Regions from separate parts of the Homo sapiens genome. Here region 1 is linked to region 2. The links are chromatin loops, found by intact Hi-C in ENCODE. Cell type or tissue: CD14-positive monocyte. All regions are shown on one strand. Links, peaks and the distances in the headings refer to the core of each region. The heading gives the core; the rest is flanking DNA.

The links. Peaks named below come from ENCODE experiments on the same cell type or tissue, not always from the same donor. Only the 100,000 strongest peaks of a DNase experiment are listed, where the experiment ranks them.
Region 1: a loop joins it to region 2, with 2.1 times the contacts of the local background. A loop is called at or near these places in 3 of 110 quality-filtered maps.

What each region holds. Positions count from the first base shown.
Region 1 is chr1:219,141,981-219,147,373 of GRCh38, reverse strand. All of the region lies in intron 3 of LYPLAL1-DT (LYPLAL1 divergent transcript), which reads left to right. Among named protein-coding and RNA genes, the nearest start is that of LYPLAL1-DT, 29 kb to the left of the region's middle. In CD14-positive monocyte, for the core only: no CTCF peak of the experiment used is centred there; DNase peaks (open chromatin) are centred at 2,263, 2,533 and 3,433; H3K4me3 peaks cover 599 bases; H3K27ac peaks cover 1,994 bases.
Region 2 is chr1:219,086,284-219,091,676 of GRCh38, reverse strand. It overlaps LYPLAL1-DT (LYPLAL1 divergent transcript), which reads left to right. Exons shown (of 5, transcript NR_038845.1): 4 at 5,017-5,182. Among named protein-coding and RNA genes, the nearest start is that of LYPLAL1-DT, 85 kb to the left of the region's middle. RefSeq lists an enhancer at 2,406-2,455. In CD14-positive monocyte, for the core only: no CTCF peak of the experiment used is centred there; DNase peaks (open chromatin) are centred at 866 and 2,546; H3K4me3 peaks cover 2,503 bases; H3K27ac peaks cover 4,649 bases.

The DNA of each region.
Region 1 (5,393 bases), core at 196-5,195, 56 kb before region 2:
GACTAGAGTTGATGCTGAAATGAGTTAAGATCTTTGGGGCTCTTGGAATGGAATAAATGTATATTGCATGTAAGAAGGATATGAATTTTGGAGGGCTAAGGTGGAATACAGTGGATTGAATGTTTGTGCCCCCATCACAAAGTTAATATGTTGAAATCCTAACCCCCATTGTAATGGTATTAAGAGGTAGGCTCTTTGAGAGGTACTCAGGTCATTAGGGTGGAACACTTATTAATATTAATGTCCTTTATAAAAGGGACCCCAGAGACCTTTTTCTCTCTCTTCCTGCCATGTAAGAACATAGCAAGAACAAGCTGTCTATGAACCAGGAAGCAGGCCTTCACCAGACACCAAATCTTCCAGTGCCTTGATCTTAGACTTTCTGAGCCTTTAGAACTATGAAAAATAAATTTATGTTGTTTATGAGACACTCAGTTTACAGTATTTTGTTATACCAATCCAAGCTAACTAAGACACTGCCATTAGTTGGCATCTAGGCAGTTATGGTCCTTGAAATATATGTTCTGATTGAGTCCAGTCCTATTGGAGAGATGATTATGTCATGGAAACCTCATTGTTGGAGCTGTTAACTTGAAGTGTAAGGGTGGTAGGAGGGTAGAAAGCAACTGCAGTACTATGAGCAGCTCTGATGAGTGGAGGATCGGAGCCTTGGAGCTCCCAGTCTGTGGAGAAATCAGACAGTGTGTTTATTATTATTATTATCAGTATGTGGGCAACTATAAAGTAGATCATTTGGTGCCCCTGTGGAGGTGTTTAGAGGCATTTGTGGCGAATTATCTGTGTATCAGGAACTGAGGGCTCTCTAAAGACCGTGACTAACTCAGATTCTGGCTTGTCTGGCATCAGTACCTGAGATCTCATCAGTGAGTGTAAGTACAGGAGCTGAATCTTCAAAGAGCTTTGGTTCTTAATGGGGATAGGAGGCTGGGAAGTAGTGGAAACAATAGCAGGAACTAAATGAAGACACCAGAGTCACAAGAATGGCTTCAAAATTAAGGTACAGTTTTATTCCAGGAAAAATGCAAGGAATTCAAATAAGAGTGAAGTAGGGGTAGAATATTGGGGTAGTAGTGAGAAGTAGAAATGAAATTTGGTGAACCTCAAAATCAATTGTCTAATTTAGTTAACTTGGGACACAGATTATGCACCAAGAGATTAAAGATTAACTTTTTCTTAGAGGCAATTCCAAAGCAGCTCAAGAAACCTATTTCATTGAGAATATGATTCAGCATTTCAAAAATTTTAAAAAAGACTTCAATGATTTTAAGTATGAGAGAAACTGATAGAACTAAAAATTTTTCATAGCCTAATCTGTCTTAATATATGGCCATTTCATCATATTATTTTCTATATTTGTCTATATTTTGTTTTTTTCTTTCTTTCTTTCTTTTTTTTTTTTTTTGAGACAGAGTCTCACTCTGTAGCCCAGGAGGGAGTACAGTGGCATGATCTCAGCTCACTGCAGATTCAGCCTCTGGAGTCAGGTAATCCTTCCACCTCAGCCTCCTGAGTAGCTGGGACTACAGGTGACGTGCCTGGCTAATTTTTTGGTTTGTTTGTTTTGTTTTGTTTTTGTAGAGATGGGGTTTTGCCATGCTGCTCAGGCTGGTCTTGAACTCCTGGGTTCAAGTGGTCTGTCTGCCTCAGCCTCCCAAAGTGCTGGGATTACTGATTGAGCCACTGCACCTGGCTGGATTCTTATAAAATAAAGATTCCAGGAAAAAAATAGACCAGATTGTGGTATTTCAAAAATCGCTCAAATAATTTAAAAACCGAGATTGCAAAAACAGACATGTTAATGGTAATAAAGAGAGCTCTGTTATTAGGAAGATAGAGTATCTTGAAGACTTATTCTACAGATAGAATGTAAAAGAGAAAAAATAGTTTTTTGGAGTAGTATCTATATAGTTTAGATTGACCAATCAATTACATGAAACATTTCATCTATTTTGCTTTTTGGTAGAATCACAATACTTGGAATTTGAAATGATGAGGCAGTCACTTTAGCTATCCTAATGAAATTTAATCTACTTTCAGCACACCAATCAATTGCTTAGTTATTATCTCTTAAAGTTAATATGGAAGTCTACTTCACTTGAGGGGAATATATTTTTGGCTTCAGATTAAGGAGGATGAATTTAGCAAATGAATATTTACTTCCTCTGCAGTGAAGTGAAAATAAATTAATGAGAGTTAGTGACTGTACATACTTCTGCTTCGTGTTGTCAGCAGCATTTATTTGTCATCACTCTCTTCCTCAAATGCATGATCTCTCACACCTCTCTGCAAGAATGTCCTTTTCCACCTTACCATCTCAGCAAATTCTTAACTTTCATATAAGAAGTTCCTAACCTTCCCTCCAACTGCTCAGAATTAAGTACATCCTGCCCTGTTCTCAATATGTGTTTTTTATACTTTTAACAATAATTTCAAAAGTATACATCTACCTCCCTGTTTTTGTGATGGTTGCATAACACAGTGGTAAAAAGCCCATGCATGGGCACTAGAAAACTTAGACTCAGATAAAAGGAACTGGCTCTGAGATCTTGGGCAAGTTCCTCAAATCTTGAGGTCTTTGTATTCTCACCTTACATAATGAGGACGATAATTTAATTTACCTTACAGGCTTTTTTAAAGGAATAAATGAGTTAATATATGTAAAGGACCCACTTATATTAATATATGTAAATGAGTTAATATCTGTAAAGAAGATTTGTATTTTCTCATCTATCTATAGATTTACATATATATAATTCTATAGTCTATGTTTATCAAAAAATGTATTGGTATAAATATTGCTGAAAAATCTTAAGTTGTATACTCGTATTTCTCCATGCTGTATTTATATAGCACAACGAGGGCACTTGACAAAACACAGTTAATATTATAGAAAGTTAATTCTAATAGTAAAAGTTAAAAAAATACTTTAAAGCTATCCACATTAAAAAAATTAACCAGAAGACTGCCAGATCTTCAATACATACTGCTTGCCCTCCTCTGAATTTAAATTCTCAACCTTACTTTAGAAAAATAACGTTTACCTCTGTTTTGAATTTTTACTAATCCAACCAGGCAGAAGAGACCTAAATAAGCTTACATCTTAACTAATTTTTTCTTCATTTCTTCTAAAACATGTGGAATATGTTTGCTTTAGTGTTTAAAAGTGTTGTTTTATTGATCTTTTTATATGATCCCTTTACAGCAAGAGATTTTGATGTAGTCAAATAGTGTGCTATAGATTGTGTAATAATAATGATATGTTATTAAGACCTGGTGTATATTTTCCCTTATCATTTGCCTGCCTTTCCATTGATGTTTTAATTTCTATCATCCTACTCTCAAGCCTTTTCCCAGTTATTCCAGGAAGTGGGTTCCCAGTGCTAGCCAGCTGCCTTTCTCTTGGCATTGCTTCTTCAGGAAGTAACAATCACTGGGTCTATTACTCATGTCAATTCTTCTTCCCATCTTCAAATTCTGATTTTGATAGAAGAACAGCTTTTTCATTTGCTCCTTTATTCTGATAATATATTTCAAGAGCCTATTTTTTCAGCTAAAATACTTTTCCTGTGGTTTGGCACTCATTTCTTTCACCCATCGCTAAAGCTAAAATCCCTTATCTTGCTTCTAGTTATTTTTACATATGGCACCTCCAAGTTCACATTACTAGATTTCTTTATATTTTTTGAGGATTTCTGCATATAAAAGTTTTATGTCTCTTTCCCACTTTAGTGTAGTGGCCTATAATTTCCTTGTTCTAGTTGGTTTTAACTTGAAACATTTTCAATTGCTGAATCTTGAGCCCTTTCTTAAATCTATTTCATCTTCCTACAGTAGGCTTCCCAGAAGCCCTCAGAAAACCAAATTAAAATGCTTTTTTCTTTCTTTCAAAGTCAGTCCTCTAATTATTCCTATCATATTCTGAGCTGGATTCATACTGAACTCGTATCTGGTCATCTTATGTATAGTTTCCTAAAAGTTGGATAAAATATATTTATGTTTCCTGCCCTTTTCATTGTGGTTTGTTGGCCTCAAAAACTCTTTACGTAATGTAAGATTGGGCTTCTGAAACCCAAAAATCTTGCATCTTCTCAATCTAGCTGTCACCAATGGCTCTCTCAATCTTTTTTAATTAAACAAAAAGATATGGGCTTATCTCTTACTTCAGAGATATTTTTAAATAAAAGAAAATGCAATCAGATGCAGAAAGAAAATACTATCTTCCTATGAGGCAGTTGGGAGGGCAATGAGCACAGAGCAATTTCCCAGTAATATGGGGCCTCTGATGTAGGCTAAGAAAGCGTGGAAAGCCACGCAGGAATATAATTAAAGAACTTAAAAATCCAGAATAGATTCTCGTACTTCACTAAGAAGATCTCCACCATCAACAAACAAAGCAACAAAAACAATAACAAAAACCACTGTTTCTTTAAGAAAGTCCTCATCCTGGTTCTGCATTAGTCATGGAAGTTACTATATTATTACAGTACTTTTACTGCTAAAAAAAAATTCCCATGTCAAATTCTTCTGCTCTCCTTCTCTCTCTCCTCTACTGCAATTTTAATGTCTATTTCATATAAGCACACTTTACATATTATTTCATTTAATCTTCACAACAATTTACAAATTAGACATTAGTACCTCATTTGCCAGATTCTCAAAACTTCTCAAACTGATTCAGCTAGAAACTTATTTGGGACAAATACTAACACATATATATTACATATACCCTCTATCCCCTTTCCTGCCCCAATGCATTTTTTTTTAAGTGTAGAATTCCATAAAAAAGTCAGAGACATGGAAACTCAAACTGGTAAGCCACGGAAGTATTGGCTATAGTTTAGTATTAAAGGGCTTTCCTGATGACCAGAGATTTGGGACTCCAGGAAGTTTCTTTTTGTAGGCCTATATGAACAAAAACACCTGAGTTACCATAAAGAAAGGATATAAAATATTGTGAGGGGCACCATGCCAATGATTCCTAAGTAAGATAGGAGGAACTGCAGACCAGAGATTCTATTTTAACTATCATTGTATCCTCCCACTAAGCACATTAGCTGATGCTACCCAATAGGTACGTAGTAAAAGTTGAATTAATTAATAATGAGTGTATAAAACAAGGTGAATCAAAGAAAAAAGAATTGATGATTGTTATGGAATCAGACAGAGACACTGAGAACATCAACATCTGATCTAGTATCTGACACATATTAGTGGTAGCAATTGAGATTGAATACATGCATGAGCTTTGGTTAAGTCTGCTTTTAGGTAGACACCTGAATTTACATCTGCCCATCAACCAGTGATGGCTTTTTTTAGCCACCTGAATGGTATTCAGCAATTTACACCTGTGCTTTTTGTTCTTCAGATGCTTC
Region 2 (5,393 bases), core at 146-5,145:
CCTACTAATATTGGCTTTGGTTTGCTCTTTGTTTTCTAGTTCTTTAAGATGCATCATTAGGTTGTTAATTTGAGGATTATCTGCTTTTTTGATGTGGAGTGCTTATTGCTATAAGCTTTCTTCTTAGTATTGCTTTTGCTGCATTCCATAGGTTTTGATATATTGTGTTTCCATTTTTGTTTGTTTCAAGGAATTTTTAAATTTTATTCTTAATTTCTTCATTGACCCACTGGTCACTCTAGAGCATATTGTTTATTTTCCATGTGTTTGTATAGTTTCTGATATTTTTCTAATTATTTATTTCTAGTTTTATTCCATTGAGAATAAAACTGGAAAGATGAGACACTTGATATTTTTTCAATTTTTTAATTTTTTAAGACTTGTTTTTTGTTCTAACATGTGATCTATCCTTAAGAATGAGCCATGCCTTGAGGAGAAGAACGTGTATTCTGCAGCTCTTAAATGAAAGATTGTGTAAATATATATTAGGTCCATTTGGTATATAATGTAGATTAAGTCCAATGTTGTTGTTGGTGGTGGTTTTCTGTGTAGTGGTTCTGTCCAATGCTGAAAGTGGGGTGTTGAAGTCTCCAGCTAATATTGTATTAGGGTCTATCTCTCTCTTTAGCTCTAATAATATTTACTTAATATGTTTGAGTGTTCCAGTGTTGAATGTATATATATTTACAAGTGTTACACCCTCTTGCTAAGTTGACTTCTTTATCATTATATAATGACCTTCTTTGTCTCTGTTTATAGTTTTTGTTTTGAAATCTATTTTGTCTGATGTAAATATAGCTACTTCTGCTTTTTTTGTTTCCATTTTCATGCAATATTTTTCAGTTCCTATATTTTAAGTCTAAGTTAGTCTTTATAAGTGAAGCGTGTTTCTTATAGTTACCAGATTGTTAGAGCTTGTTTTTTTATTATTGTTATTGTTCAGGCTCTCTATGTCTTGTGATTGGAGAGTTTAGTCCATTTACATTCAATGTTATTATTAGTAAGTAAGGACTTACTACTGCCATTTTGTTATTTGTTTTCTGGGTGTTTTATGTGTGCTCTTCTCTTTCTTCCTTCCTTCTTCCCTGTATTCCTTTTTGGGAAGTTAATTTTTTTTGGTGGGTTGTTTTAATTTACTGATTTTCAGTTTTTTGTGTATCTGTTGTAGGTTTTATGATTTGAGGTGACCATGAGGTTTGGAAATAACATCTTAGAACTCATTATTTTAAACTGATCACAACTTAGCACTGGATACAAAACAATCCAAACTCACAACAACGAAAGAGAAAACTAATAAAAGCTCTACACTTTAACTTAATCCCCCTGCTTTCTAACTTTTTGTTGCTTCCATCTACGTTTTATTATACTATGTCTTAAAAGTTGTAGTTATTATTTTTGATAGGTTTATCTTTTAGTCTTCGTATTCAAGATATCAATAGTTCACGTACCACAATTACAGTGTTATAATATTGTGTGTTTGTTTGTGTACTTACTATTACCAGTGAGTTTTGTACCTTCAGATGACTTCCTATTGCTCATTAGTGTCCTTTCATTTTAGATTGAACAGCTCCCTTTAGCATTTCTTGTAGGGCAGTTCTGGTGTTGATGAAATCCCTCAGCTTTTGTTTGTCTGGGAAAGCCTATTTCTTCTTCATGTTTAATGGGTATTTTCACTGGGTGTACTCTTCTAGGATAAAAGTCTTTTTTCCTTCAGCACTTTAAATATGTAATGCCACTCTCTCCTAGATTGTAAGGTATGTTATTTGTGTCTTTTCTCTTGCTGCTTTTAGAATCCTTTCTTTATCCTTGACCTTTGGAAGTTTGATTATTAAATGTCTTGAGGTAGTTTTATTTGGATGAAATCTACTTGATGTTCTACAACCCATCTATACTTGAATTTTGATATATTTCTCTAGGTTTGAAAAGTTATCTGTTATTATCTCTTTGAATAAAATTTATACCTTGATCTCTGTACCTCCTCTTTAAGGCCAGTAAATCTTAATTTGCCCTTTTGAGATATTTTCTAGAACTTATAGGCAAGCTTCATTCTTTTCTATTCTTTTGTTTCTTTTGACTGTGTATTTTCAAATAGCCTGATTCTTTCTTCTGCTTGATCAGTTCTGCTGTTGGGAGACTCTGATGCATTCTTCTGTATGTCAATTCAATTTTTCAGCTCAGAATTTCTACATGTTTCAAAAATTATTTCAGTATCTTCGTTAAATTTATCTGATAGGATTCTGAATTCCTTCTCTGTGTTATCTTAAATTTCATTGAGCTTCCTCAAAATTTCTATTTTGAATTTTCTGTCACTCTTGGATTGATCAGTGGTGACTTTTTCAGTTTGTTTAGTGAGGTCATGATTTCCTGAATGGTCCTGATGCTTTTGGATGTTTGTGAGTGTCTGGGCATTGAATAGTTAGATATTTATTGTAATATTTGCAGTCTGCACTTGCTTGTACTCCTCTTGTGGAGGGGTGATGCAAGCTCCACTGTGACTACCACACTGAGACTGTGCTGAGTCACACCCAAAGATAGCACAGCACTGGGTCTTGCTCAAGACCCATGGTGACCACTGCCTAGTTACTGCCAGCGGAAGGAAGGAGTCTCCCCCAGGTTACTGAGCTGCACTGCCTGGGTTGGGGGAGGGGTGATGCAAGCACTCCCTTGTCCACCTGGCTGGTGTCTCATTAGGTCAACCCAAGTCTACTGCCTTCTAGCCCAGCACGCACCAAGACTTGCCCAGGAATTGCAGTCCTTGTCGCCTAGACTGCCTTTGAGGTTTATGTAGTATCCCAGAGTGCTTTGGCCCATGGTAGTGGGGCTAGCCAGAACTCTAGTTCCAACCACTGGGAAGGGCAATTCCTCTCTTGCTGGGACGGATATAAGGACTCCCTCCATGGGCACTGGCTGAGTTCTGCCTTATCTTGTTTTCTACTGTGGCTGGGCTGCACTGAGTTCCAATGCAAAGTCCCACATCACTGCACTCTCTCCCCCACAAGAACACAGATCCTCTCCGCAGCATCAGCAATTCAAGACTATCTTTCCTAACCTCTTCAATGCCTCTTTCTTTGATATGATGTTAGAACCTGGTACTGTGATCACTCACTTGATTTTTGGTTCTCATAAAAGTGCTTTCTTGTGTGGATAGTTGTTCGATTTAGTGTTCCTGTAGGGGGACTATTGTTGGAGAGTTCTATTAGGCCAACCTGCTCTGTGTCTTCCCCTATAGTTTCTTTTTGACTCAGTTACATTCAAATTTATTTTTTACACTTTATAGAAATATTAGGGAGGTTAAAATTTATCCTTTATTTACTGAGCTCTAATTTAACAGAATTGAAATTGTGGTCAGAGAATGTATTATGTTTGACACTAAGTCTTTGAAATTTATTGAGATTTGCTTTAAAGCCTAGTGATATGCTTAATATCCCATTCTATTCCTATGTGGAGGAATCATAAGGTGAGAGACAGACCCTCTCTTTCAATATGTAGCACAAGGGTTCTTATTTATCCTCTGGACAATAGCATACAGATACATGTCTCAAGTTTATCTAGTAAGATTCTCTTGCCTGTAGCTTTGAATAATGAGGGTTAGAGATTTTTCCCAGCCAATGTGGAAGGTTTGAGAGACTACTGGTGTGGCAGCAAGAATCCAGTAGCAGCAGTATCAATTCCTATGTCCTAAGCAGACTTCAGGCTCATAACCTGCTTTCCTTATTTTTCTGCCAGAGTCTAATTCTCAACTGTTGATTAATTCTCTAAGTTATTGATATCTTGCCAATACATTCCTTTTCTGATTAATGTAACCAAAGTCAGTTTCTGTTGCTTAGAACTCAGAATTCTGACAACTGTGAAACACAATGCTTCTGAGGGAATTACAGCATATTACTTTTTGCTTTATTTTATTTAATCTTCTGTTTCTCTCCTCAGGAAGTGTTATTTATTATCCTCATTTAACAGATAGGAAAACTGGGGATTCAATATTTGAAGCACTTTATTCAATACCACACAGCCTGTAAAGTGTGAAACCAGAATTCAAGCCAGCTCTGCCTGATTCTTGAACTGCTACTCTTTAAGCCTTCCAGATATTCAATGGGTGATTTTAAACCTTTCTTTCTGACCCTAATATTCTATGAACTGAAGAATAAATACAGATTGCCAAGTATAAATCAGGAATAGCTTAGGTACTGAGAGGTCAAACTCTAGAAGCCACAAATATTCATATATTCTTAAGTTTTAATTGAGAAAAGTACTTCTCCTAGGCTTTTTACTTCATATACTCTGTGAGATGAATTTTTAGAAACTGACCTTCTCTTATTCACTGCCCCAACTCTGCAAATTTGCCACACGTGCCTTGGCAACATGAACCACCATAACACAGAGGGGCTGGTGACTTAACATACTTTGTCATCCCCCTGGCATAACAGAGGGGTTCTTTTAGGTCATGGGCCACTTTTCTTCTTGTAGGTTTATTGAAAGTTTGTGTGTTCATGCTCATTAAGTAACTTCTAGCAACCTTGGCTAAATAAGTTGGTAAAAGGCTGAACTCATAGTCAGTATTGCTTCATAATACACACATGCAGAGCTCATAATATATGTGACAGTTGATTCACTTAAATCACCTAATTAACTTTTTGCAGTCTTGTATAAATATAATAAAGTAGCTATAGAAATGAAAGATGTTTTCAAGTTAAATTTAACTCCACTGAACTCATAGAATCAGAGTTAACTTATATTTCATTTTAGGTGATTTTAGAGAAAGTTGTTTTAAAGGCAAAACATTCTTAAAAGACTGAATTTGTTTCTACCCCCATTTTTCTTAATTACTTTCATGAAAAACCTATTGATTTTATAATCTATTAATTTGCAGTAGAGAAACTGTGCTCTTTTGTTGATGTAGAACTAATAACGTACATAAATGTTTATAACTTTTAACCTCATCTTAAATATTTTTTGTTTTAAATCACACATAGCTGGCATTTTAAGGTATTTCTTGTTTTTTTTTTTCCCCACTTGCAGAATGCTTTGATGTCTTAAATGGTACATCCAAACTTAAGTGAAATAGAGCTGTGAGGACATTTTGGGGAGAAGTGACCTAGATAAGCACTGACTGTTGCATTCATCTCTCTTCTTGCTGATTGTGATGATTTCCTGTGCCATAGCCATTCAAAGTCTGCCAAAAAAGGTAAGTAATTAGGGTCTCACAAATAGTATCCAGGTACAAAAATGAAATTAAACTATCTCTGGGAACAGGAGTTTGCTTTTTGAGAGGAGCAAAATAAAACAGAGTTAAGGAAGAAGTGTTAATTTTAGCTGTCACATACCAGTTGAACAATTCTGATAGTGATACTGTTGTTTTCCAGGTGAGTAAAAGAGTCATGGAAATTAGCATACAA